Linked DNA regions of Homo sapiens: regions 2, 3, 4, 5, 6 and 7 are each linked to region 1. The links are chromatin loops, found by intact Hi-C in ENCODE. Cell type or tissue: ascending aorta. All regions are shown on one strand.

Evidence for each region. Hi-C counts contacts between places; a loop is a spot of excess contacts. Peaks named below come from ENCODE experiments on the same cell type or tissue, not always from the same donor. Only the 100,000 strongest peaks of a DNase experiment are listed, where the experiment ranks them.
Region 2: it touches region 1 in a loop (3-fold over the local background); 24 of 110 quality-filtered maps call a loop at or near these places.
Region 3: it touches region 1 in a loop (10-fold over the local background); 71 of 110 quality-filtered maps call a loop at or near these places.
Region 4: it touches region 1 in a loop (12-fold over the local background); 82 of 110 quality-filtered maps call a loop at or near these places.
Region 5: it touches region 1 in a loop (9-fold over the local background); 99 of 110 quality-filtered maps call a loop at or near these places.
Region 6: it touches region 1 in a loop (7-fold over the local background); 108 of 110 quality-filtered maps call a loop at or near these places.
Region 7: it touches region 1 in a loop (2.9-fold over the local background); 47 of 110 quality-filtered maps call a loop at or near these places.

Annotation. Positions count from the first base shown.
Region 1 is chr1:225,473,233-225,477,232 of GRCh38, forward strand. LOC124904526 (a long non-coding RNA gene) reads left to right here and starts at 2,735. Exons shown (of 2, transcript XR_007066903.1): 1 at 2,735-3,378. RefSeq lists enhancers at 1-256, 2,153-2,242 and a silencer at 1,763-2,002. In ascending aorta, CTCF peaks have their summits at 1,875 (motif pointing right) and 2,079; DNase peaks (open chromatin) are centred at 1,449 and 1,999; H3K4me3 peaks cover 298 bases.
Region 2 is chr1:225,552,344-225,556,343 of GRCh38, forward strand. It overlaps ENAH (ENAH actin regulator), which reads right to left. Exons shown (of 14, transcript NM_018212.6): 3 at 2,563-2,740. Among named protein-coding and RNA genes, the nearest start is that of LINC02765, 87 kb to the left of the region's middle. In ascending aorta, a CTCF peak has its summit at 2,055 (motif pointing right); no DNase peak of the experiment used is centred here.
Region 3 is chr1:225,843,570-225,847,569 of GRCh38, forward strand. It overlaps EPHX1 (epoxide hydrolase 1), which reads left to right. Exons shown (of 9, transcript NM_001136018.4): 8 at 929-1,054; 9 at 1,577-1,994. The coding sequence ends at 1,778. It overlaps TMEM63A (transmembrane protein 63A), which reads right to left. Exons shown (of 25, transcript NM_014698.3): 24 at 3,465-3,644; 25 at 1,967-3,363. The coding sequence ends at 3,471. Among named protein-coding and RNA genes, the nearest start is that of EPHX1, 35 kb to the left of the region's middle. RefSeq lists an enhancer at 2,337-3,147. In ascending aorta, a CTCF peak has its summit at 2,404 (motif pointing left); a DNase peak (open chromatin) is centred at 2,352.
Region 4 is chr1:225,909,785-225,913,784 of GRCh38, forward strand. No RefSeq gene overlaps it. Among named protein-coding and RNA genes, the nearest start is that of MIR6741, 10 kb to the right of the region's middle. RefSeq lists enhancers at 1,381-1,440, 1,451-1,500 and a silencer at 1,641-1,830. In ascending aorta, a CTCF peak has its summit at 1,731 (motif pointing left); a DNase peak (open chromatin) is centred at 1,717.
Region 5 is chr1:225,770,679-225,774,678 of GRCh38, forward strand. No RefSeq gene overlaps it. Among named protein-coding and RNA genes, the nearest start is that of SRP9, 5.1 kb to the right of the region's middle. In ascending aorta, a CTCF peak has its summit at 1,817 (motif pointing left); a DNase peak (open chromatin) is centred at 1,793; H3K27ac peaks cover 329 bases.
Region 6 is chr1:225,973,979-225,977,978 of GRCh38, forward strand. No RefSeq gene overlaps it. Among named protein-coding and RNA genes, the nearest start is that of SDE2, 23 kb to the right of the region's middle. In ascending aorta, a CTCF peak has its summit at 2,179 (motif pointing left); a DNase peak (open chromatin) is centred at 2,153.
Region 7 is chr1:225,652,458-225,656,457 of GRCh38, forward strand. It overlaps ENAH (ENAH actin regulator), which reads right to left and starts at 666. Exons shown (of 14, transcript NM_018212.6): 1 at 229-666. The coding sequence starts at 233. RefSeq lists a silencer at 516-645. In ascending aorta, no CTCF peak of the experiment used is centred here; DNase peaks (open chromatin) are centred at 764, 1,514, 3,144 and 3,454; H3K4me3 peaks cover 2,807 bases; H3K27ac peaks cover 4,000 bases.

The DNA of each region.
Region 1 (4,000 bases):
TCACCCTGTGTTTAGCTCAGGGGGCACCAATCAACACTCTGTATCTAGCTGCTCTGGTGGGGCCTTGGAGAACCTTTGTGTGGATACTCTGTATCTAACTAAGGGGACGTGGAGAACCTTTGTATCTAGCTCAGGGATTATAAATGCACCAGTCAGCACCCTGTCAAAACAGGCCACTAGGCTCTACCAATCAGCAGGATGTAGGTGGGGCCAGATAAGAGAATAAAAGCAGGCTGCCAGAACCAGCAGTAGCAACCCGCTCGGGTCTCCTTCCACACTGTGGAAGCTTTGTTCTTTGGCTCTTTGCAATAAATCTTGCTACTGCACACTCTTTAGGTCCACGCTGCTTTTATGAGCTGTAACACTCACCGGGAAGATCTGCAGCTTCACTCCTCAGCCCAGCAAGACCACGAGCCCACCGGGAGGAACGAACAACTCCAGAGGCGCTGCCTTAAGAGCTGTAACACTCACCGCGAAGGTCTGCAGCTTCACTCCTGAGCCAGCGAGACCACGAACCCATCAGAAGGAAGAAACTCCGAACGCATCTTAACATCAGAAAGGACAGACTCCAGACGCACCACCTTAAGAGCTGTTAACACTCACCGCGAGAGTCCGCGGCTTCATTCTTGAAGTCAGTGAGACCAAGAACCCACCAATTCCGGACACACTGGGACAACAGGTGTGCACCACCACACCTGGCTAATTTTTGTATTTTTTGTAGAGACAAGGTCTTGCCATGTTGCCCAGGCTGGTCTCAAATTTTCCTGGACTTAAGCGATTTGCTTGCCTTGGCCTCTCCAAGTGCTGGGATTACAAGTGCGAGCCACCATGCCCAGCTAATTTTTGTATTTTTTGTAGAGACAAGGTCTTGCCACATTGCCCAGGCCGGTCTCAAACTCCTGGTCTTAAGCAATCCACTCACCCTGGCCTCCCCAAGTGCCGGGATTACAGGCGTGAGCCACCGTGCCTGGCTCCCAATAAATCTTTTGCTCTCCTAACTCTGACTCAGGGTTGGCCTCCTGGAGAATCCCGCCTGTGGCACTGTCTTCTACACTCCTGTCCATCCGTTTCCACCTCACAGGTGGTATCCATGCCTCTGACCCAACACTGCAGCAGGGCTGAGCCAGAACCCTGTGCCGCGCCCACCTTCCCGAAGCGCTCTGACCTCATGATTCCCCTCCTGCCCAGTGAAGAGACGAGACAGCCTCGTGCCCACTCCACAGCACTGGCCATGCATGCCTCCTGCCTCGTTCCTAATGATTAGTACCTGTGTCTCCTAAAGAGGCTTGTGAGCACCTTAAAGGGCCTTCCCATAATTATTCTAATTCTTCCAGACCAGTCAGCAAGTGGCCAGCCCGGCACTCTCTAGGCCCCTGGTGAGTAGGATGTCCACTTCATGAGGATGCTTCCTCCTCCGGAGGACAGCCCTGGCCAGTGGAATGTTCTGGATTGAAGAAACCTGCCACCCCATTCTTTCCATTGTTCCTCATACGACTGGATTTGGAGTCCCCCACCACTCTCACCACGCAACCTGAACATGTTGTAGTTTGCTGATGAACTTCAAAAGTGGGGTACCCAGGGCTCAACACAGCTCCGTGGAACCAGCCGACCAGCTGAGCGGAGAAAAAAGGCTCTGTGGACACATTTGTTGACATAACCAAAGGTCATATTCGTTACCCTGGACTTCATGCAGACTCTTCAGTCAGAATACCTGCATTCGTGTATTTTCTCAGTCAGCTTCGCCTCGGATGCATTACTTCACTTCTGTGCCTCCGTCTCTCAGCTGTGAAATAGGATCCTACCAGTACCCTCCAATCCCAAACTGAGAGGCCGGGAAAAGGCAAGGACGCCCGTCGGCCGGCAGAGGGCGCTGCGCACCCGCGTTGGACGGGGCGCGCTGCCGAGCATGACCGCCAGGGGTCGCTCGAGCGCCACCGTCCAGGCCCTGGGCCCCGGCAGAACCCGGCTGGCCTTAGGCGCCCAGCGGACCTGCACGCCTGCGGCCTTGGGACGTGCCGCCTTTCCCTGCTCCACACTCTCCCCGCTCCCTTGGGAGGATCCGAGTGGTTGCCTGCAAATCCCCACACCAGCCCGGCTGCGGTGGACGAGGGCAGGTGGGCAGGCTGGGTGAGATTGGTGGGATGGTGTAAGCAGTGATGCCAGCCTTGGAAAGGATGGAAATGACACCGCACAGAGTACAGCAGACCCACCACCTCCAAGGACTCGATGGGGTCGAGGCCAGCTCCTCTCCCCAGCAGTGTCTTCTCATCAGCTGCTCCTGAGGCCTGTCCTGGCCCAGGACCTCATGTGCTCCTCCTGGCCAGGTGCCTGTACCATCCACCCTGCCCGGGGCGCCCTCTGCTCCATTAAATGCCCCGCCCGGGAGCCTGCGAACTCCCAGGACTGCCCCTCCATGGAGGGTCAAGGAAGCAGTCTGGCTTTGGCGGGAACTGCAGAACAAACAGACGGATCCAGAGCCGATGTTAGAATTCTCCTCCCGGCCGGGCGCGGTGGCTCACCCCTGTAATCCCAGCACTGGGGGAGGCCGAGGCGGGAGAATCACCTGGGGTCCGGTGACCAGCCTGGCCAACATGGCGAAACCTCGTCTCTATTAAAAATACAAAAATTAGCTGGGCGTGGTGGTGCGCACCTGTAATCCCAGCTACTCAGAAGGCTGAGGTAGGAGAATCGCTTGAACCCTGGAGGCAGAGGTTGCAGTGAGCCAAGATCGGGCCACTGCACTCACTGTCAGCCTGGGTGAGAAGAGCAAAACTCCATCTCAAAAAATAAAAATAATTCTCCTTCCCCTTGGTGAGGAAATGGAGATGACACCTCTTTCTGGCCGGATGGGAAATGGCAGTAAATGGTCACAGTTCCCCTTCCTCTTGGTGGCCAAGGAAGCATTCTGATTGGGCCTAAAGTCGAGGAAACTCCCATTTCCAAAGTGCCTGCTGGGTCCTTGTCAGCCAAGGGAAGACCATCACATATCCATGAAGGTTCATTTTCAGTGTCGACTTGGCCATGGGATGCCCAGGCATTTGGTCAGACATGATTCTGGCATGGCTGTGAGGGTGTTTCTGGATGCAATTTGCCTTTGAATGGGCAGACGGAGAACAGCAGAACGTCCTCCCTGGTGTGGGTGGGCCTCGTCCAATCAGTTGAAGGCTTGCTAGAGCAAAAAGGCTGACGCTCCCACAGGTAGAAGGACATTACCTGCCTGACTGCTTGCGCTGGGACATCATTTTTTCTTGCCTTCAGACTTGCACTGAGACTTCAGCTCGTCTCACATCTTGAGCCTGCTGGTTTTTGGACTGGAGCTACACCATTGGCTGTCCAGGTCTTCAGCTTGCCAACTCACACTGCAGCCTCCATCATCAAGTGAGTCAATTCCTTATCACAAGTGTGTGTGTGTGTCTGAATATACTTGTATGTATATGTCTGAATGTTTATTTTCCCCCAAAGTTCACATGTTGAAATCCTAACTCCCAAGGTGATGGTGTGCATAAGTGGGGCCTCTAGGAGGTGAGGTTGTGAGGGTAAAGCCCACATGAATGGGATTAGTGCTGTTATGAAAAACATATGCACACCACATCCTCTTCGTTCTGCTTCTCTGGAAAGTCCAGACTAATCCAAACCAAAAGAGCAACATGAGGGGCCGGGCGCCGTGGCTGATGCCTCTAATCCCAGCACTTCAGGAGGCTGAGGCCAGGCGGGTTGCTTGAGTGCAGGAGTTCAAGACCAGCCTGGGCAACATAATGAAACCCTGTCTCCACCAAAATACAAAAAATTAGCCGGGCATGGTGGCACACACCTGTAATCCCAGCTACTCTGGAGGCTGAGGCACAAGAATTGCTTGAACCTGAGAGGCAGAGGTTGCAGTGAGCTGAGATTGCACCACAGCACTCCAGCCTGGGTGACAGAGTGAGACCATGAAAAAAAGAGAAAGAGAGAGAGAGAAGAAAAGCTACTTAAAATTGTCCCTGAGGTTGAAATGACTGTG
Region 2 (4,000 bases), 79 kb after region 1:
TAGCCAGGATGGTCTCAATCTCCTGACCTCGTGATCCACCCGCCTCAGCCTCCCAAAGTGCTGGGATTACAGGCGTGAGCCACCGTGCCCGGCCCTGATTCTTAACATCTTACTCTCTCCCATGCTTCTACTTCCACACTAATTAAGGCCATCAAAAATAAGAAATAGTATTTAACTACAGTAATTTATGAAAACAGTCATTTTCTAAGTAAATCAGACTATTTAGAACTTAGCCATTCTATATGGTTTTTTTTCCATGATGAAAAACTACAGAACTAAAAGCTTCCTTGCCAGTGACTGATCCACAATACCAGGAGGCAGCTGTGATGGACTCATTTCTTCCACCATTATCTCTCTTTCCTCAGCCCCTAGTATGAGTGGTTGAGATTGTGACTGAGAATAAAGTATCAAAATCATCTAACAAGAAGCCTTTTTCCCACACTAAAATGCTTGTGTAGCTTGTAAAATGATGGCCGATTTTCCTATTTGCCAAACTTTCTATAATGTGGAACATTGTTTCTTAATGCTTATTACCTTACAATAGAGAATGTAATTGAGTCTCTCCACATTAAGATTCATTAATTTGAAAAGATCAAGATTTAAAAAAAGGCTGTGCACGGTGGCTCATGCCTGTAATCCCAGCACTTTGGGAGGCCGAGGTGGGCAGATCACTTGAGGTCAGAAGTTTGAGACCAGCCTGGCCAATATGGTGAAACGCCATCTCTATTAAAAATACAAAAATTAGCTGGGTGTGGTGGTGAGCACCGGTAATCCCAGCTACCTGGGAGGCTAAGGAGGGAGAATCACTCGAACCCGGGAGGCAGAGGTTGCAGTGAGCCAAGATCGCGTCACTGCACTCCAGCCTGGGCAACAGAGCTAGGCTCCGTCTCAAAAAATAAATAAATAAATTTGCATTTTGAAATCAAACCATATGACTACTCATTGAGAGAAACAATCCTTTCCATTTGGCTAAAAACTAAAAATCAAAAGTCAATGACAAGAGGAATAATAAAATTTTAACTACTTTTAAAAAAGGAACATTTAGTTTCCAATATAAGTTCCTAATATCAGTAACATTTAGTTTCTAATATCAACGGATACACTTTTGAAAGTTTAGAAATAAAAATAATGCTAGTTTGTTCTAAAACACGGGATAGTCAAATGTCTACTCTCCAAACTTTGGTACCTTAATTATTTATCACATAACTGACCTATCCAACAAGATATTAAGAAAAAAAAAAAAAGAATCACAATTCTAGCTTCTTCCCTATGGTAAAACTACAGTAAATGAAAAGCAATTCTATACCTATGATAGCATGCCAATAAAATACTGACACCTAGGAGAGAAGTACAGAGACTTAGAGAAATGACCTACATACAAGACTATACAGACTTTCCTATGCTATTTTCTGGACTTAGAGACACACCAGGCCAAGTTCTAGTGGTTTATTTTCTCAAACTAGACAAAATATGCAACCTATGTATAAGTTATGTATTGATATTAATTTCCTCAAAAGAAGATCTGATACAAAACATCTAAAGGCATAACAACTTTAAGTTTCTGCAAGATCCCAAAATGTCTTCTTGCTCTGAAATTAGTATTTGACAGACTAACACACCAGCTAGATGCTTCAACCCTTTTTAGTATAAGGCAACATATACATTGTTTAATGTATTTATAACAGATTTTGAACAGATTTTGATATTCTACACTTTCAACAAAGTATCAAATTTTCATCTGACTGCAACTCTTTCCTCTTAAAATATATATTGTTTACAGTACATTTATATCATTAAAATCATTACTAAATATACAATATAGGCAAGAGTAATCATATTTGTGTTTTCATGTATAACAATTATTTCCTGATTATAAAATCTCTCTCTTCAAAGAAATAACCACACACTGGTACATTTTTCTATTTTTTAAACCAAGACAAAACTGAGCTTATCCTTGACATATGTACAGTTTTTAAAAATTGAGATTTTTTTAAAAAGTGATTTCTATATATATTTCTAACCAATATGCACTATCAGAGGAGATGCAATTCATGACTGATACCACCTGAGGGCACTCCTAAAATCTTTAAAAAAACCGAGAATCACATTTTTACCTACTGGGAAGGAGACCCAGTCCTACTTCAAGTCCATGCTTTGAAAAATGTCTTTCAGAAAACATGTGTTTCTTTACACAAAGATGATAAATAAGCATAATTCCTATCCACTGCATATTCTCTGGGCTTCATGTACTTGCAACGGAAGTGTTTCTAAAGCAGGATGAAACCCATCTAAATACTTCAAATAAAAGGGTTACAGAATTAAAAAGAACTAAACTCACAGGATTATCTTTCTAGATTATACATTTATCATCAATAAAAAGTTCACATTTCTATAGAAAATAAAAATTCAAAAACTACTTCAAATATATACAAGATCTAAAAGTTAACAAACATTTGTTTTAACATACACATGGCACTTCAGTTCAAGAATACAAGTAAATCTTCAGTTTTGCTTTGTCTCTGGAAAAAGAAAGAAAATACAAATAAACCATGGGCACCTTACCTGTTTCCTGTGAATTTAACACTTCTAAGGCATGCATCATGGCACTTGCGAAGACATTGGCATCCTCTTTGCTGCCAAAGTTGAGACCATACACCTGTCTAGCATCTCGCCACTGGTGGAAGGTCTGTGTAGCTTGATTGTACTTCAACCCTTTAGGAATGGCACAGTTTATCACGACCTAAAAAATAATAATTCTTTATAAAGTCAAACCAATAATTGGCAAAATCAAGGATGTCAACAAATGCTGATTGTATATATTCATTCAAATGTGTTCCTAACAGACCTTGGCAAAAATTGCTTAAACAATTATCTGGGTAAAATCTACACAAATATCAGTCTGATAGAAGTTAAGCTTTTCGCTGATTACAAAGGTCTGCCATAAAACAGTAAATCAGCCGGGCACGGTGGCTCACGCCTGTAATCCCAGCACTTTGGGAGGGCTCGAGGCAGGCAGATCATGAGGTCAGGAGATTGAGACCATCCTGGCTAACACGGTGAAACCCCATCTCTACTAAAAATACAAAAAATTAGCCAGGCGCAGTGGCGGGTGCCTGTAGTCCCAGCTACTCGGGAGGCTGAGGCAAGAAAATGGCGTGAATCCAGGAGGCAGAGTTAGCAGGGAGCCAAGATCACACCACTGCACTCCAGCCTGGGCGATAGAGCGAGACTCTGTCTCAAAAAAAAAAAAAGTAAATCAGCAAAACAAAAAAAAATTTTCCTCATTAAATATATTTTAACTTGTTTGCTGAAGTTTTACAAATACAAAAAAGTATACACAACCTAAGAGTGTATCTCTCTGAATGTTCACATGAAGTCAGTACCCTGATTAAGAAATCAAACAGCAACACCAGAAGCCCCTCTTCTTAACTCCTCCCACCTCCCAAAAGGTACTAGCCACACTTCTAACATCATAAATTACTACATTTATATGAAATCCAAAAACTAACATATCATTCTGAGGAGGGTCTTGAGTATCTATATAGGGGTCTTAAGTATCTTTCATTAGATTTATTTCCTATTATTAATCGAGTTTTGTAGGTTTTTGGATTTTATATAAATGGAGTTATACAACATGTATTAAACGTATCTGCTCTCTTATCCTCAAAATTGTAAGAGCCATCCACTTGTTGCATGCAGCTGTGGTTTGTTCATTTTCACTGCTCTATGGTAGTCGTTTGTATAAATCATATTTATTTAACCATTCTCCCATTAATGAACAATTGGATTATTTGCAGTTTGGGCTATTAAAAATTGCGATGTTATGAACTTTCTACTGCATGTCTTTTGGTACAAACAAGCATTCATTTTTGTTGGGCATATACCCAGGAGTGGAAATATCACAGGACATGTGTATGTTCAGCTCTAGTAGAAAATTCCAAGTAGCTTTCCAAATTGGTTCTAGTAATTTACATTTCCACAAGAGTATACAAGAGCTTGT
Region 3 (4,000 bases), 370 kb after region 1:
GGATACCTGGAGCAAGATGTGAGGCCCCACCAGACTATCCCACTAGGCCACTCCTGCAGCTCTGGCCCCGGGTTACAGGGAGCACCAAATCCCTGAGCAGGAGGTAGACAGGATCAGATCTGTGTTCTAGAAAGAACAGGAATACACTAGGGTGGAAATGGTGGTCGTGGTCGTTTTCAAGCTGCGGGCAGAGCTGAAAGGGAGATGGAAGCACTTGGCCAACTTGCAGAAATCCAGTTCACAGAGGTGATGTGTATACTGGAACTAGTTTTCATTGACCAGTTTTCATTTTGCCACCAAAATCACATTGAAAAGGCTGTTCCCTTTATCTCTGTCCCTGCTCCCTGCTGCTGTTGCTAGAGATTCAGGGTTTGAGTGAGGAAGGTAGGGTTGGGAGGGCGTGCTCTGGGGAAAGTGGAAGGTGGGGTGGGGGCTGTGGAGTATGCATCCTGGACCCAAGCTGGCTAGGTTTGGATTCTCCACTTAATAAGTAAAATGGAGATAATAGTACCTATGTCCCATAGGCTGTTGAGAGGAAAACATGAATTAAAAGAAGGTAAGGAGCTTAGAACATGCTGCCTGGTATGTGGTCACCACAGTAGCTGGTGCCCTGAGCAGTTTCACGGTGCAGGGGTTGAGGGGAGGGAGGAGAGGTCAGTGGCAGGAGAGAGGGGACAGGTGTGTAGAGGCAAGGTGGGTGGGGGGAGGACCTTGGGGTGATAAGAGACACTTCAACTAAATCCATGCGCTCCAGTCTAGTGCCCTGGGCGCAGCCTGCCTGTGACACGAGGATACCACACACGTTGCATGAGGTCTGAGGAGGGAAGCCGCATGGGCAGGGCCTGGCATTTGTAGGACTTTCTGGCTGCCCTTTGTCACACAACTGCATGTGGCACTGAGAGTGGGGCTTTGTGTTCTGCGTTCCCAGGAAGTTCTCCCTGGACGACCTGCTGACCAACGTCATGCTCTACTGGACAACAGGCACCATCATCTCCTCCCAGCGCTTCTACAAGGAGAACCTGGGACAGGGCTGGATGACCCAGAAGCATGAGCGGTGAGCCTGGCTGAGCCGAGAACAGGGGCCTCTGAGGCTGGAGGCAGGGGGACGGCCAGTCTTGGGCTCCACGAAGGGCACTTGGTGGTGGGATAAGTATAGCCTTGCCTGCAGGTGCCCCAGGGGCCCTTGGATGGGAACACTAAAGGTCGAGGTGTTTGGAGAAAGCCCTCATGGAGGGACCAGGTGCCTGGCTCCCGGGCGGCCCTCAGTACCGCTCCCCAGTCTAGGATGCTGGTCTGGAGTGGCACTGATGGTTCTGGGATTTCCAAGTCTCACATGGAAACCCTCAAAGGTGGGGATTTAGAGGCTGTCCCATGCCCCTGCCTGGGTGGCCCTCCCAGAAAAGAGAAGGCCCTCAGTGAGGGGAGAGCGGTTGAGACCCTGGATTTGTCCTTTTCTTTATGGCTCCTTGTGGGTGGGCCAGCTGATCTCACCCCCAGGCGCTTTAACCCCCTGCTGTGCAGGACGGAGGGGCGCAGGGCCACAGCCTCACCCCTCCGTCGGCTCTTTCACTTCCAGGATGAAGGTCTATGTGCCCACTGGCTTCTCTGCCTTCCCTTTTGAGCTATTGCACACGCCTGAAAAGTGGGTGAGGTTCAAGTACCCAAAGCTCATCTCCTATTCCTACATGGTTCGTGGGGGCCACTTTGCGGCCTTTGAGGAGCCGGAGCTGCTCGCCCAGGACATCCGCAAGTTCCTGTCGGTGCTGGAGCGGCAATGACCCACCCCTCTCCCCCCGCCTGCCACCTCCCCCCACAAGTGCCCTCCAGGCTTTTCTTGGGGAAGATACCCCTTTTCTGAGGAATGAGTTTGCCTCCGTCCCCTGCCCATGCTGGGAGCCCACGCTCACCCCCTCACCCCTCCAAGCTCACTCCCCAACCCCCAACTCCGTGTGGTAAGCAACATGGCTTTGATGATAAACGACTTTACTCTAAAAGCGGCTGGAACTCAGTGACATGAGCGTGCGCTGACCCCACATGGGGCCCCCTGTGCAAGCAGAGCTGGCCGGCCCCTCCTTGCTGGCAGAGGCACGGGAGGCCTGCTGGGGATGAGGCCACTGGCCAGGGCTATGCTGCACCAGACCAATGGCACCGCCCCCACCCCTCCCAGCGCAGGGGCAGCTTGGAGCAGAGGCAGCACTGGCCACCACTGCGGGGGCAAGTCAGCGTCAAGAGAGTCCCTGAGTGAGAAGGCCCAGATAAGCCCAGGCCCCCCAGGCCAGCGGACAGGCACAGGCAGGGCCTACAGAGGTGCCAAGGCCCCAGGCCAGTTGTGCTAGGAGCCTGGACCTGCTCTTCCACACCCCCATCCCGCCCCTACTGCACAGGCTTGTGCCTTGGTGCCCCCTGGAGGCAGCAGGGAGGAGGCTTCTCAGGCAGAAGTCTTAAGTTGCATCCCATTCCCCAGAATCCCCAGGAGGGAGAAGAGGGATGGGCTGCCCCTCCTTCCTGCCAGAGCCACAGCTCAAGGGCAGTGGGATGGCCCTGCACCCAGCCCAGGTACCCCTTCCTCTGTGCCGACCATGCTGTCCTTTGGCTCCGAGGAGGCCCTGAGCACTGCCCACCCCCACACCTTGGAGGGAGCAGACGGAGGGGGTGAGTACTGCACAGAGCCTGCCTGGAGGTGCAGACTCATGCACTCAGCCCTGAAGAGGTGAGAGAGGCTGGATCTTAACTGTGGTCCAATGGGCATATTATGAGTGGTCCTTGTCCCTGCCTGCTATGGGGTAACCCTGACCCAGCTAGCGTCCCTGACAACATGATACAAAAACACAGAACTCTAGCGGGATACAGAGATGTGTGCACAGCTGGCAGGAGCACTGGCCACCTCCCAACCTGTTCCCCATAGCTTACTCCTGGATGTAGCCTGGAGGGACTGCTGGGCTGGGGAGGGACTGGCCATGGAGCAGGGAGCTGGATGCCAGCGGGACCTCAGACCTGGACTGCAGCATCTCTTTGGTTATCGGTTGTGTGTGTGCTCAGAAGGGAGGAGGCCTTCCCCTTGTTACATCTCTCTCTCCATATATTCTCCCGGACTCATCAGTTTGGGGGGCGAAAAGTCCACCACATGGTCTTGGCGACAAACCACTGGGGATGTCACCCCAGCTGCAGAGCTGGAAGCTTGTGCCGGAGGGGAAACTGGGTGAGCAAGGGAGGGGCGAGGCCTGCCTGTGCTCTCCTCACCACTGCTGGGACCAGAAAAGATGGGCACCTGATAGCTCAGCTGGGCAGTCCCAACGCATTCCCACTCAGCCAAGGGCCTGAGCCCCAGGCCATTCTGGTTGTGTCTTTTCAGAGCAGTGAGACCTAAAACAGATGGGAAGAAGTCATGAACTTGGGAGTCAGGCCGCTTCACCTGTCTTCTCACCCCACAGGCTCCCCTGAGCCTGGCCCAGCCAGCAGCTCACCCAGCCTCAGGCCTCCTGGGGGGCAGCAGCCACACTGCCCGTGGCGCTCTGCGCCAAGCACTGTCCAGGGATAGTCCCGCTGATGTTGTGGATGGCACCATAGGTCTGCTGCTGCTGCTGCTGCGGAGACAGTGCTGTCCTCTCCGAGGCCAAGCCGTTCAGAATCCGAGGCACGTAGGGCTGTCAGCAAATGGATTTGTGCTTGGCCTGGACAGGCATGAGCTTCCACACTGCATCCCTCCCCTCCTGCCCTTCTCCCAACAGGACACAGACAGTGGCCATAAAGGACATATGAAGAAACACCGACATCCATTTAGGACATTAAGACCGAAAATATGACACCTGCAGAATTTCCTAGCAGCCAGGGCAAAAGAGAAAGCACAGTTATACAGTTCTCATGATCACAGAAGGAAGCACAAGAGAGCAGTTCTCAGAGGAAACTAAACTTCCTAGCCCTGGATCCTAGGAGGATTTCTCACTTTGTAGAAGAAACAAGTCTACCTATATAGGGGGGCTTAGAACGCTGCCCTGGGACC
Region 4 (4,000 bases), 440 kb after region 1:
CACCCAGGGTGCCACTCCTCAGCACCCTGGTCCTTTAACACTTCTCCAGCTGGAAAACTCCCCTCATCTTTTCTAACCCATGTCCAACCTGACATTCTCTGCCAAGTCTTCCTGAACACCTCCTCCCTTCTCCCAGTGCTCCTCACTGCCACCATTTATTAACTTGTCATATGGAATTTGCAATCACTTCTTTGTATCCTGATTTCCTCCACCAGACCAGGAACTCCAGTGGGGAATAAAGTGATCAGGTCTGATTGTATGCGTAGCACCCGGTCTGGCCCACAGTGGACACTCAATAGGTGAGGATTGAAATAAATGAATGAATGTGTGCATGCAAGCAGGGCGGGTTGAGGCAGGTGCTTTTTGCACCTCACCCCACTGAATTTTTACACAGCAGAGGAAGTTCAAGTTTATAGGAAGTCCAGCTTCTCTCTCTATCCTCCCCACCAGCCTTACCTCCACAATGCCCTGAGGCTTCTCTTTGCCTGGAACTCCATTTCCCAGGGCTGGCCCTGAATGTGTCGGGATATTGACACCCTAACATAGGGGGTCCTGGTCCATGAATAATTTGCATTTTATGTGCCCATGATCTAAATAAATATATATTGACTGGTAATTACAGTGTTTCCTCTTCACCTTCTTTCTGGTCTATCTCTTTGGACACCTAGGAATGTTGGCTGCAGGCCACAACCAGCTCAATTCAATTTAACAAGGATTCATCAAGCTCCACAGGCAGTGGCCCCACACCCAGCTGAGGGTCAGCATCTCCAGTGGAACCTCCAGAGATTCTGATTCCAAGCTTTGGGGTGGGAGATGAGGGTCTGTCACATTCAGAGAGGCAGAAAAGACAAGGAGAAGGCATTTCTGGTGGAGAAAATGAGGTGACTAGTAACAGTGGGTTGTACAGTTAAGCACAGGTCTGGTTTTCAGATAGAAAAAGCATTTTGAGGAGTCAAGGGTAATAAGGTTGGAAACAGAACTCAATAAATGCTAGTTTCCTCTCTATTTCCCTTAATTTAAAAAGGCAGATGATCAATTAGGTTTGGGAACCAGGTCTGGAGCCAGCGGTGCCCTGGGGAACAAGGACCCTGAACCCTCCCAGAGTGGAGCCTGACCCACTTCCGGTGCTGGGTCCTGTCTTTCCAGTTAACCTCTCCAGGCCTCAGTTTCCCTAACAGTTATAATCAACACCACAGCAACCTCTGGTTATTAGCGCTGTCCTGCCAGACACCAAGCCCAGCCTTTATCTCATTGAATCCTCATCTCAGCCCATGAGGTGGGGATCCTTCTCACCCTCACTTGACAGATAAGTTCTTGGAGGTTGAATAACTCACCCAAGGTCACCTGTCGTTAAAGTGACTGACTCTCTAGGCCTCGTCTTGAGCAAGATGGGTGTATTTCGATTCAGATGGCCCACGTCAGGCTGGACACGCGGGCCCCTGGTGAGGCCTGAGTCCCTGGCCGGGGAGCTCCGCTAAGCTGCCCGACCTCCCATGTGCAGAGGGCGCTGCTGGGGCCACAGGCGAGGCTGCGTGGGGAAGCGGAGCGTGGATTCCAGCGCTTTCCCCTAGATCCAACTCTGAGCTGCTTTGCTATGTGAACTCAGGAAATGACCTGCCACAACTAGCAGGTGGGCACCCAGCCGGGGCTGGGGTTTGCACCCGGTTTCTCTCCAACCAGGCCGGGGCTGGCGGCCTGGGGAGTTCGGCTGTGGCGCCTGGCGCCCTCTGGCGGCGCGGGGAGGTCCTCCTCGGCCGCGGGCGGCCGGGACCGCTTGGAGCCGCGAAGGGACGTTTTTTAGGAACCACTAGCCAGGCGCGGGGGCTCACGCCTGTAATCCCAGCACTTTGGGAGGCCTAGGCGGGCGGATCACGAGGTCAAGAGATAGAGACCATCTTGGCCAAAATGGTGAAACCCCGTCTTTACTAAAAATACAATGCTGTCCTCAAGGGTCTTCTTAGGAACTCTTCTGTGAGCTGAGTGGGGAAAACGGGAAAGAAGACTCGAGTCTGGAGGCTGAGATTTTGACACCGGCTTCCCCAGTCATCTTGGATGGGTGCCTTGAGTTCTTCCTATGGGGGACGGGAATGGCGATGGGGACAGGGATGGGGATGCCCCCTCCCTACGTGCCTCCAGATCGCCGTGGGACTCCTGCTGGATGCGACGAGTGACAGCCCCTTGTCAGCCCAGAAGCGCTACTATAGAGCAAAGACTTGTGTTCATGAGAAAATAACTGACAGTCCAGGATGCCAAGGACCAATGGCCCAGGAAGGAGCTGGGGAGAGAAGAGGCAGCCCCGGAGATGGGGCGTGAGCAAGACAGCGGGGCACTGGGGAAGGCCGTGGGGTTCAGCAGAAAGATACACTGTTTAGGGCAAAGGGAGCATTATGCGGGGATCCGGGCAATGGCATAACTTTATAAATGCTCATTTCTTGTTCCTTTCCCTTAATTCAAAGAGCAGATAGTAATGATGGTTATATTTGTTTCTACAAAACAAAAAAATTAAAATATTTGCTTCTCTGAGTGGGTTTCCCAGTGACTCAGGCAAGGTCCCCACACCACTGCAGGCTATATGGAGGCCAGTCCCCATCCCCCCCTGTTTTTTGGGCCTTCTTCCCAGGCACCTATCCAGGGATCCCCACAGCATCACCCTCTGCCTACATCTCCACCTTCTCACCTAGCCTAGTTTTGGGGGATCATTCCTTGTTTTCCAGCCAGAGGACCCCTCAGTGAGAGCAGTGAGGGCAGCAGTGCCTGCACATGGAAGGTCAGGTCAGTGCACTGTAAAACGGGTCTTGGTTTTAGACATACCTGGATTGGCACCCAGGCCTTTCCCCTCACTGGCTGTGCTCCCAACTTGTCCAAGCCTGAGTTTTCCAAATAACTACATCATAATTATTAAAGATTAAATGAGATCATGGGCCTTGCATGCGTAAAACCAGATCTGGTGCATAAAAAGAAGACACGTGTTTGTTTTTAAAGCTTCTACGCCTCAAGTCATATATGTGAAGTTGCTTGACAAGGAGCATTGGCTGGGCTTCCCATCTTAGGAAAGAGGAAAGCTTGCAGTGTGTGGGATTGTAGAAGGGGGAGGGATTGTGTCAAAGCAACATGGTCACCTGCCCAGGGGCCTCCCGGCTGCACAGTGACCCAGGTTACCCAAAGGCTTTGCCCAAAGCAACTGACCACCCTGAGAGAAGGATGAGCAAGTATTATCTATTTCCCATTTTAATGAAATAATAAGTTGAAACCAAAGCAGACTAATGACTTACCTGAAGTCACCTGAGCAGTGAGGATTAGAACTCAGGCCTTTGCTCTTACTGTTACCAGAAGTTCATTAACTACACTGGCAGAAGGAAAGCAATCTTTATTGTAATTTAATTGAAAAGATACTACACATGAAATTCTAATTTCATATTCACATATCTTAGAATTCAGGGTGGAGCAGTAACTGAGAGGTACATACCCCCACTGGTTTCTTTTTGTTTTGTTTTGTTTTTTTGAGATGCAGTCTTGCTCGGTCGTCTGGGCCAGAGTGCAGTGGAGCGATCTCGGCTCACTGCGACCTCAGCCTCCCGGGTTCAAGTGATTCTCCTGCCTCAGCCTCCTGAATAGCTGGGATTACAGGCACCTACCACCACACTGGGCTAACTTTTGTATTTTTAGTAGAGACGGGGTTTCACCATGTTGGCCAGGCTGATCTCAAACTCCTGACCTCAAGTGATCCATCTGTCTCAGCCTCCCAAAGTGCTGGGATTATAGGCGTGAGCCACCACGCCGGACCCCACACTGGTTTCTCAGCCTCTCGTGGTCGCTCAATATCAAAGTACCTCAATTGACAAGTCTCTGATGTCCAGCCAAACCTCACATGCTCTGCTGCAGCCCACCAGCATGTGTTTTCAGTCACTTATTTTCAAGGAGGACAGAACATTTATCCACATAATCCTTCCTAAAATGGAAAACTGTTATAAATTTGATAACCATCCCAATCCCTTTTTAC
Region 5 (4,000 bases), 300 kb after region 1:
TCCATTGTCGTCCACATCTGGGACTTCGGGATTTTAAGTGAATCTCTCTAAGGCGGAGAACAGAAGATGCTGCTATTTTGGTTTGTCTGGTCTACAATGGGGCCATTCTGCGGAGTTTCTGTTCAGTGCGGGGCTGCCCGGGTGAAGGGGAAATTGGAGCGGTGATGGGATTCAGCCAGAGAGCTGCATGCTGAGGACTAGGGAGGGAGGGGAGGAGGGGAAGGGGATGGGAGGAGGTGGGAGGTGGGGGCAAAATCTTGACCTTTTCTTCCCAGCCATATGGGTTTGCATTTCATTTTAATCAGTTTCAGATGAAACTGACAAGCCAGGAACCTCAGGAATCTCAGTGCCCCCACCTTTGGCCTCTGGTCTCTAGAACAGCCAGCAGCTGAGGTTGGACAGGGTGTGACCTGGCCTGACCCAGCTTCCCCCAGAGGAGGCAGCATTGAGGGTGGCCTTTGCGATACCCAAGGTTCCATCTGAGCCTGTTTTCTCTCAACGTCCTTGGGAAAAAAAACCAAGATTTTTTTTCCTCTGTTGTTTTTTGAAGGTGTTTGTTCGGCTTGAAATCTGTTTCACCTAAAAGGGATCATTACCTACCCAAAGTATAGAAATGATCACATTCTTGGAGTGGGGTGCAACTGGGGCAGTGACAGAAGCCTCCAGGAACTCTGAGATGTCCCTGGGGGATGCCTTAGTAGGTAGGGGTGGCATGAGGGTGCTAGTACAGTCTTTGGTCTAGAGGTCCCTTGAGCCCCCTTGGAGGGGCTATATTTCTTAGGTTGACTTCTTTTTTTTTTTTTTTCCTAGATGGAGTCTTGCTGTGTCACCCAGGCTGGAATACAGTGGTGTGATCACAGCTCACTGCAACCTCTGCCCCCCAAGTTCAAGCAATTTTCGTGCCTCAGCCTCCCAAGAGTAGCTGGGATTACAGGTGCACGCCACCACACCTGGCTAAGTTTTGTATTTTTAGTAGAGACGGGGTTTCACCATGTTTGTCAGGCTGGTCTTGAACTCCTGGCCTCAAGTGATCCACCCACCTAGGCCTCCCAAGTGCTGGGATTACAGGTGTGAGCCACCATGCCCAACCTTCTTAGGTTGACTTCTATCCCTGCCTTCTTTGCCCTTCCCTCCCCACTGTTCTCAGCCCCGGCCCCCACCCCAGCTGCAATCCTTGCTCCAGGGCTTCTGATCGGAATCCCCTAGGGAGTGCTGAATGTGGGTCCCTAGGGGTCAGCTCTGGGCTGCTCCCACACATACACAAGGAAGAACATTTTTCGGCATTTCATACAGTGACACTTTATATTGTTCTATCTTGTAATTGGTTTACTTCCTGATTTCCCCAAACAGCTATGAGGGTAGGAAATGGTCAGGCCTCTCTGAAACCCCAGTGTACTGTGCCCTGTTATGGTAGGTGCTTCATCCATGCTTATTTCTGCCTTCAGTTTTGATTATTTGTAAACTTGCCTAATCCCTGCACCCTCCCCTGCTTTCATTACTTGTAAGCTTCTTGTGCATATCTTTGTAGTCATTGTAGCACCCCTGGTAGGGTGACAGGCCCGGATTAGGTGCTCAGTAAGGAATTAATAAATTAAACTGGATTGGAGATTCCTGGTAATCAAATGAGAGCCCTTGTGAAAGGAAGTGTTGAGATTGAGCAAAAGGTAAACAAGTCCACCAACATGATTTCAGCTAAGCTGGGTGTATGTACTGATGTACTGAATGGGCGACCATTTCCTTCCAGAAAGGCTGGAGTCAGCCCTCCGGGATGGCTGTCTCTGTGTGACTGTCTGCACACCACTGCCCTCCACTGGACACTGAATCAAAGCTGCCCCAGACCCACGTTGGTGTCAGGACTCCCTCAGGTTTCCTTCCCTCCCTATCTGGGACACAACCTCCTGGGCAAACCGGTTTCTTGGTTGGCTTCTCTTACCAGGTTTGTTTTACCCTGTCTGCCTTGCATTGAATCCATGAAACTTGGGAAGTACAAGAGGAACAATGTCTTCTTTCACTCCTGGCATATAGCGGGGTCAATAAATATTTAATAAGTGAAAATAAACATGACACACATTCCTGGCAAGCCAGCAGCACTTCGGACTAGTACTATGATTATTAATATAAGAATCCATTTAAGGACCTATATATGTTCTTAGTCTAAAGCAGCTACAGTGCTGATTGTTTTTAGAAGACAACTGAGGAAAACAAAGAGGCACCAAAACTTAAGCAAAAGAAAGAGTTCAAAAACAGTCACTCCTCTTTATCTTAACAACCACCAAACTTTCCTCCTCTTGCATGCCTCCGCAGACCTTTGGGAAGATACAGAACAGGATGTAAAGGGAGGGGAAGTGAACACAGGTACTGCCAAGCCTCAGGGATTAGACTGCTCCCTCCCTCGCTTTGACGCGCTCTCCAGCTTCAGCTATTGGCATTTGTGAACTTGCCTTATTATCTCTGCCCCTGACCTCACTAGCTTGTAAATTGCCTTGCCCAGCACAATGACTGGCCTATAAAAGGTCTGCCATACACAGTTAACTGAATTCTGGTGGTTGAATATGCATGTTACTAATAATTTGCCAACAGTAATAATAAAATAGGTTGTTTTTTTTTAAAGAGACATCACATTTACAGCTTAGAAATTTTGATTTGGTGAGAAATTGTTTTCACCTTCCACAATTCAACTCTGGGGTTAGCTGTGGACCTGGTAGGCAGTGGGATATATGAATCTGAAGCTCAGGGAAGAAGCCTGGACGAAGTAGGAATCCAGGAGCCTCATAGCATGGAGGTTGGGGTTAAAACTCAAAGGGTATTGTCCAGGAAGAACTAGAGAAGGTGAAAACCAGAGGCTGGTGTCTTGGGATCCCAATCCTGAAGAACCAGGGGAGGCAGAGGAGGTCAGGACAGAGCCAGAGCAGAAGTCAGAGAGGAGCGAGAAAGAATGGGGCCAAAAAAGCCAGGGGTCTGGGAAGTTTTCGGGATTAGAGGGTGGCCAGTGGCCTCAAATACAGCTGAATAATCTAGTCACAAAGGATTGAGAGATGTCTGCTGGAGTGGGTAATATAATAGTCAGCTGGTGAACCCATGAAAGCAACTTTGGGGTGAGAGGGTAGATACAGTGGAAATGGGATGGGAAATGGGATCAGAAATGGGATCAGGAATGGGAGGCAAAGACATGAACACAATCGCGGGAGGTGGTGAACATAAGGAAAAGTGCAAGGGCTTTTGGTTTTGACCCTGCACCCAGGCTCTGCTTTACCGATCTAGCTTCTGTATTTCTACTAGTTACACTTTCTAAAAATCAAAATTAATCCTGTCACTTCCGGTTATGATTAACATCCACTGGCTTTTGCCATTTGCTGGACAATCCGGAGCAAAGTCTGGGGCCAATCTGTTTAGTGTCACTTATTTTTCAGGTTTGGTTTCTTCATCACCTGTAAAGGAGAGTGGCACAGGACTATAATCCCTTGTCCGAAATCCTTGAGGCCACCCGTATTTCAGAATTCACAGCCTTTTGGATCCTAGAAAGGTGATACAGTGCACATGTGGTATATTACATAATACCACCAGCAGGGTCTGTGCCCCACCCTGGAACCAAACACACCAAGTGAAACAAATAAAGACTAAGCAACCTTACTTGAGGTCAGGTCATTTTCTACTAATGGAGTTACCAAGATACTTTTGTTTTCCAGAGCTTTTCAGATTTTTGGAATTGTAATAAGGCTCACTGACCACCCTGGCAGAGTTGTTTGAAAGCTCAAATAAGATATGTGTGTGAAAATGAAGCAGAAAGGATAACCACAAAGGGTACAGAGGCCCTGATCTTCTTGACTGGGAATGAAAGGAATTTTTCCTTTTCTGACATTGTGCATGTGTGAGCAATTTATAAAGGACACTCTCTGATAGCCTTTCAGAAGCCACAGCAGGAAAGGAATAACCTAGTTTAAAGGATGCATCCAGCAGCCATAAAAAAAAAAAAAGAATGAAATCATGTCCTTTGTAGCAA
Region 6 (4,000 bases), 500 kb after region 1:
TTGTCATTTTTTCCTAGGCATAATCTTTGTTTTTGCATTAATGATTTTGCAATCTCTACAAAAATTTTATGTCCTTCCTCTTCTAACATGACAACAGGTGCAATATTTCATTCTTATATCTCAGAATCATTTTTCATCTTTTTTCCCACTTTACTCAGTTAAGAGCTATCCATTTTTCCAAAATCCATATTTCTGTATAGTGATATAAAAATTAATGCCTGCAAACTTTCAATTTTATCAGTGAATGCTTTTGTAAATAGAATCTTACATAGAACTCCAATATACAAAAATATAACAGTAATTATCTATCTATTTATCTATCCATATTTTTAATAGAGATGAGGTCTCACTACGTTGCCCAGACTGGTCTCGAACTTCCAGACTCAAAAGATCCTCCTGCCTCAGCCTCCCAAAGTGTCTAACAGTGATATTTTATTCAAATAAATATACTTTCTGAGTGTAAGGCTTGATGCTCACTTTGGTCATGTTGGTCAGTATGTGCCCTGAGGCTCTTCACATGAAGACAAAACTGGAGCCTGGAGCCGGGGAGGCCCACCTTACAGCCTCATCGTCCTGAGCAACCACAGAAACACAGCCCGTGAAATAGCGCTGCCACAGTACCGGGCCTGGCCTGAAGGATCTGTCAACTCCTCGGAAGCTGGGCGGACGAGTCCCCTCCCCACACCTTGCTGTGCCCACTCAGGACTTCCAGGCAGTTCTAGCAGCCCCACTAACTACACCCACGTGAATGGAGCTGGGGAGGAAGGGCACCTCCTGGACCCCGTCTGCCTGAACACCAACTAAGGATGACCTGGGGAGATGAACCTAGATCAAAAGCAGCCACTTTTTCTCTGAATTTCCAGGGTGTGGGCTGGGATTTTGTCCTCCTCTTCCCCTAGCCTTGTGTTTCTGTCTTTTCTAGATGCAGACTCTGGGCAGAGGCCTCTTTTGCCTGCCTGGTCTAAGAGCAGCTCAGGTTGGGTGTAATAACTGAGTTGAATCCTAATGTCAACACGTACATTTCCCACCAAGGAGAAATGCAGGGGCCAGTCACAAATAAATATGTCAGAGCTATACACAACACAGCTATATATACCCCCAGATTTATTTATTTATTTTATTTTTATTTTATTTTATTTTTGAGATGGAGTCTGGCTCTGTTGTCCAGGCTGGAGTGCAGTGGTGTGATCTCGGTTCACCACAACCTCTGCCTCCTGGGTTCAAGCAATTCTCATGCCTCAGCCTCCTGAGTAGCTGGGATTACAGGCACCCACCAGCATGCCTGGCTAATTTTTGTATTTTTAGTAGAGATGGAGTTTCGCCGTGTCGGCCGGGCTGGTCTCAAACTCCTGACCTCAGGCGATCCGCTCACCCCGGCCTCCTAAAGTGCTGGGATTACAGGCATGAGCCACCGCACCCGGCCCCAGATTTATTTTTGATAACACAAAAATAAAGACATGGTTGTATACACAGACACTGAAATTCCTCTAGCGGAAAACAACAGCAAATGATTAAAGATAACGTTGTTTGTTGAGGACAGAAGTAATAATGTTATGGGATATTCAGCAAGACTAAATGATTTATTCACCACCTGTACAGTGAAAACTGAAGCTAAATCTGAGAATTAAGGAATCAGAAAGAACAGGGCGCCGGGCGCGGTGGCTCACGTCCGTAATCCCAGGACTTTGGGAGGCCGAGGCAGGCGGATCACGAGGTCAGGAAATGGAGACCATCCTGGCTAACACGGTGAAACCCCGTCTCTACTAAAAATACAAAAAATTAGCCGGGCGTGGTGGCGGCGGGCGCCTGTGGTCCCAGCTACACGGGAAGCTGAGGCAGGAGAATGGCGTGAACCCCGGAGGCGGAACTTGCAGTGAGCCGAGATCCTGCCACTGCAATCCAGCCTGGGCGACAGAGCAAGATTCCGCCTCAAAAAAAAGAAAAAATAAATAAAAAAAGAACAGGGCCTAGTCCACCCCAGGCCAGCTGCACCTAATCATCAGTCTGCCACTTATGGTGTGTAGGGGAGTGTAGGGACGGGGAAAGGTGGGTCTCACAGGATTTGGCCATCCTGCTACCTGCTACCCCACTGCCAGGCAACACTGCCGCGCCACCTCCTCCCCACCTTCCCCAGCAGTCTCTCCCTGACGGCTTTGGCTGGCATTTGTTAGTGCACAGCGCCCTCTAGTGGTTACAGGAAGACTCTTCCTCAGAAATAGGTAACCTTTTTAATGGTTGGCTGGTGTTGAGCGACTCAACAGAATCCCTTTCTACAGAATTGCCACTCATGCACTCACTTCAGTTGCTCTCAGATTTTGGTAAAACAGTAAGTCCCAGTCATTTTCCTCAACCACCTTCAAAGACACCCATTTCTTTCTTTTTTTTTTTTTTGAGGAGGAGTCTCTCTCTGTCACCAGGCTGGAGTGCAGTGGCGCGTTCTCGGCTCACTGCAACCTCTGCCTCCCAGGTTCAAGTGATTCTCCTGCCTCAGCCTCCCGAGTAGCTGGGACTACAGGCGCCTGCCACCACGCCTGGCTAATTTTTTTGTATTTTTAGAAGAGACGGGGTTTCACCATGTTGGCCAGGCTGGTCTCAATCTCTTGACTTCGTGATCCACCCTCTTCAGCCTCCCAAAGTGCTGGGATTACAGGCGTGAGCCACCGCGCCCGGGCTAAAAGACACACATTTCTACAAGCAAATGTTTCAAAGCAGGTACATACACCCCAGTGGACATGTCATGTGGTCTGTTGAGAGATGATGAATTTATTTGGAATTCTGTTTGTTGTTTTATAAATATGTTAGTACACTGGATTCATTCAATAGATATTCATGGAGCACATTTTAGGTATCCGGCACTAATAAAACAGATCAACTCTCTGCCCTGGCAGAGCTTATTTTCTGAGGGGAGAGGGACATTTAACTAAAAAAAAAAAATATGATAAGGGGTAATAAGTACTATTAAAACAAAACAAAACAAAACAAAACCTGTCAGGACCTGGCACGGTGGCTCACGCTTGTAATCCCAGGACTTTGGGACGCCGAGGCGGGCGGATCACGAGGTCAGGAGTTCAAGACCAGCCTGACCAACACAGTGAAACCATGTCTCTACTAAAAATACAAAAATTAGCCAGGCGTGGTGGCACGCACCTGTAGTCTTAGCTACTCAGGAGGCTCAGGCAGGAGAATTGCTTGAAGCCAGGAGGCGGAGCTTGCAGTGAGCCGAGATCGCGCCACTGCACTCCAGCCTGGGCGACAGAGCAAGGCTCCATCTCAAAAAAATAAAACTGTCGGCCAGGCGCGGTGGGAGGCCGAGATGGGCAGATCACCTGAGGTCAGGAGTTTGAGACCAGCCTGGCCAACACAGCAAAACCCCGTCTCTACTAAAAATACAATCAATCAATCAATAGCTGGGCGTGGTAGCGCACACCTGTAGTCTCAATTACTTGGGAGGCTGAGGCAGAATTGCTTGAACTCCGGAGGCACAGATTGCAGTGAGCTGAGACGGCACCACTGCACTCCAGCCTGGGCGACACAGCGAGGCTGTCTCAAAAAAACAAAACAACCAACCAGTCAGGAAAGAAAGTGATGGGGGTGGGGGTTGCCATTTTAAACCGAGTGAAAGGTGAGAGAGTCTTCCCTGGGGACGTCTGGAAAAAGACTGTTCTGGAAGGAGGGACAGTCTGTGCCACGCCAGGGGAGCACAGTGTGTTTGGTTGGTTCAGGAAACAGCAAGGAGGCCCCGGGGGCTGTGGTGGAGTGAGGAGGAGTAGATGAGGTCAGAGAGGGGAGAGGCGTGCAGCCTGAGAGGGGATTGCTGGCCACTGCAAGTGCGTGGGCTTGTACTCCAAGGCCGATGGAGGGCTCTGACAGATGAGTGACATCATGTGGGGTGCACCCCCAAATGTTTTACTAATCAGACATGCACAATTAATGTTTGCAGGCTGGAGGGCTGCAGAATAAACTCCACAACAAGCCCACTGTTTCCTCACTGAGGCTCGCA
Region 7 (4,000 bases), 180 kb after region 1:
GAAAAATGAGAGAACGATGAAGCGAGACCCCCAAACCACACGGGTTGGGGAGGTTTCCAAGAAAGAAAGAGAAATTGGAAGGGACAAAAGGCGGAGGGGGGAGGAACAGACCGGAGACCAGGGGAGACGCGCCGGGCCGGGAGAGGGAAGGCGGGGTCCGAGGAGAACGGGGGTCGCGGCTCCCGCGGCACAATGGCCCGCCCGGCCCCCGCCCCGCGCGCCCCTCACCTCATGGTGCCGGCGGCGCAGAGGCTTCCCCACCAGCCGGGAGACGCAGAAGGCGCCGAGCCGAGGGGGGGGTCTCTCCTCCAGGGGTGGGGAGCAGCTCGGAGACGGGAGACAAGTGTCCGGCTCCTCCTTCGGCGGCCAGGGGGCTACACCATCTCCTCGCACAAAGCCGAGGCGCCGGCCGGGAGTGTGGGAGAAGAGGGCGAGAGAAAGGCTGGGGAGGGGGCGGAGAGGCCGAGGCGCGGAGCTGGTCCCCAGGCGGCCGCCGCCTCCCACCTCCTCGTGGTCCTGCTCCTCCTCCCGGAGCTTCCTCGGCCGCCCTCTGAGGGGTGCCCGCCGGGGCCGCGCGCCCGGCCGCCGCTCCACAGGCCCGCGCTCGCCGCGCCGCCGCCGAGGCCGTGTGCAACCGGCAGCTGCTGCAGCCGCGGGAGGAGAGTCGGGATCGCCGCGAGGAACCCGGGAGGAGGCGGGGCGCGCGGCGGAGGAACACGCAGGCGCCGCCCTCCTCCCCTCCTTCCCCCGGGGGCGAGGGGGCGGTGCGGGGGGAGGGGAGGAAAGGGGAGGCGGGGGGCCGGGCGCACTCCCCCGCGCCGGCGGCCGGGCCCCCGCCGGACTGCGGAGAGCGAGGCTGGGAGAGAGCGAGCGCGACGGCGGCGGCGGCGGAGAGAGGCTCTTTGTTGCCTCCCTACCCCGCCCCCTGCACCCCTCTGGGATTCGGGCGGGCCACCACCCCCCCCTCCCGCCCAACACCTCCGGCCAGTTGTCGGCCGGGGTTCCTCGCCCGTGGTTGTCCTTGACCGTCGGCCCCCTCCCCGTCGCCTCCCGCTCCCCAGAGGCTTGGGGAGCTCCGAGGCCTCCCCCACGGCCACGGTGCGGAGACCGAGGCGCCGAGACCTCCTGGGCGCCAGACCCGTAGGCACCGGCGTGGGGAGCTTGGACGCGTGACTGGGCACAGGGCCGGGCCAGGAGACTCCGGGTCGGCTCGCGGCCGGGTGCCCTCGCGCGGGGCGAGTGCTCAGCCCGCCCTGTTGCGGTCTCAGGACGGGGATGAGGGAATCGGGGGGCATCCCGGTCAGCCCAACTGCCCGCCCTCGCCGCGGCTGCGCCCAGCGATTCCTGCGGAGTTGAGGAGGGGCATATAAATGGAAAATATGGTCATCATTGTTCCCTTCGCTCCTTTTCTTCCCGAGGAATCCCAGCGTGCTGCGCCGATGGAACGAGTTGATGTGCACACTAGGTATAGGGATGACTTCATCCCCAAACGAACGCAGCCGACTCTCGGGGAAACGCAGTCGCCGGGAGACGCGCGCGGAACAGTGTGTTGCCGCAAGAGTGGAAGAAGAGAAACGCAGCCAGTGGAGCCGCTTTCCAGCGTCATTAGCAAAGAGGGAATCCCGGGCAGGGGGCGGGGAGAGAGAGGAACTAATGATAATTTTAAATTTTTCGTCATTCCCAATGGTCTTGAAGTCACCTCCCTTAAAAAGTAGATATAAAATACTGGCGAGGCAATTTCATTTCAAGTCAAGTCGGGGAGGAGGGCATCCAGGAAGCCAGAATTGATCGTTGTTGAAGGTTTTGTTTTCGGTTTTTTTTAAATCTAAAAACAAATCCAATAATAAAATTTTTAACTGTACGAATTACGGCCCCCTTTTAGTCCGGAAGACAGGGATGTACTTTCTGTATAAAAGGTGAGGAGGATAGAAAAGGGTTGTTGCTACAGGGATCCTATTGCTGAAGGATCTCATCCAAAATGGAGGACCTACCATGACTCCAGGAATCCATTCAAAAGTTTTGGTGTTTTGTTTTAAGATGCAGGTACCATTCAAAAGATAGTTAGGAAGGTTGGGATAATGTACACTTCCAAATGAAAAGACAGGTTATAGTGATCCGTGGTCAATGCCTGATTTGTCTATAATTGAACTGTGTAGCCCATTTTTAACCATAAAAAAAGCTTCCTGGTTTCAGCCGGGTGCGGTGGCTCACGCCTGTCATCTCAGCACTTCGGGAGGCTGAGGCAGGCGAATCATCTGAGGTCAGGAGTTCCAGACCAGCCTGGCCAACATGGCGAAACCCTGTCTCTACTAAAAATAAAAAATAAAAAAACAGCCGGGCGTGGTGGTGCACGCCTGTAATCCCAGCTGAGTCAAGAGAATCGCTTGAACCCGGGAAGAGGAGGTTGTAGTGAGCTCAGATCACACCACTGCACTCCAGCCTAGGTGACAGAGCGAGACTCCATCTAAAAAATAAATAAATAAATAAATAAATAAATAAATAAATAAAATTCCTGGTTTCAGAGCTCAATACCGAGTTATTTTCTTTTTGGAACCGGCAGCCTTAGACCAACAGCCCTATAGAAGCAGTGACCCGGAGCTATGGCAGAGGATCAAGGTGGCCTCAGGTAGTAGAAAGCATGATGCCTCTGCCTTAAACATGGTGTACTTGAAGAACGCTAATTTCCACCCACATATCTAATTACAGCTTACCATTACAGAGGGCATTTTATTCAAGGATCTCCAACCACTGGAGAGAAAACAAACTTGCCAGTCAAATGTTCTAGTTGCCATATTGCAAGTAGAGACAGGGAAACATAGAGCTCAAGTAACTGGATCAATTAGTGCAACAGGCATGATTAAAAATCATAGCTACCAACTATGAGGGTCATTGTCTTACGTAAGTTTCTCCCTGTAGTTTGAAACACATACCTCAAGTATTTGAACATGTGCTGTGGAGAGTTTTTTCTTGGAAAAATTAAGACATATTGAACCATCTTGGAAAAGTATTAATAAAACATATTCGACCACAGAGAAGTCACACCAATTTGCCTTAGTCCATTCATAGCAATACAGTAAATCCGACAGAGCTTATGTTTCAGGGAAAACTCTTACAAAGGGCCAAAAGGGGTGGAGAGAGTGCTGTAATGACTCAAGCTATCTCCTGCCAGACACAAGAAACAAGGATAAAAATTCCTTACAGATGACTCCATAACCTACTTCTCATTTGTGAAAGTTAATCCATCCTGCGCTAAATAAGTGATATATCACATCATCTTTATTCTAACAGCAAATGTTCCAATGGTATGGGCACCAAATTAAGCAATCCAAGTGGAAAATGCTGTTCTTATTTTCTATGTTTATTAAAAATGTACCAGCCAAGAATTTTGGCTGCCTACAACCATTTCCATCCTTTTGGATGGCAGCCTGCCAGCTCACAAGTTGGTCATAGCATTCATTGCCTTTTGGATTTAGATATTGCAATGGGTGGCCTGACCCCCAAAGGTCATTCTGTGGAAGGGCAATTTGTTGGCTGTGACAAAATGTTATTGCTTCTTGTTCATATTTGGTTTAACATTCAAAGAGTGCAAAGCGATACTTGAGGTAGGAAGTCACAGACTAATTCTGGTCACAAAGGAAATGCTGTGGAATGTGTTACCATATAGAATAAAAGAATTTTAGAGATGGAAGGAATCTTCGGTCCAGCCCACTCATTTTTCAGAAAAGAAATGTGAGACCCAGAGAGGTTAAGTAACTTGCCCACAACTTAAACTCAGGATTTCCAAATCTTGGTCCATTGTTCCTTCGACTATATCAAACTACCTTCTTATGGGATGAGAGTGCACTAAGGCAATAAAAATTAAAGCTGATTCTCTTCTCATAAACTCTGCTTAAAAATTAGGTCTGGGCCTGGCATGATGGCTCAGGTTTGTAAACCCAGCACTTTGGGAGGCTGAGGCAGCAGATCACTTGAGCCCAGGAGTTCAAGACCAGCCTGGGCA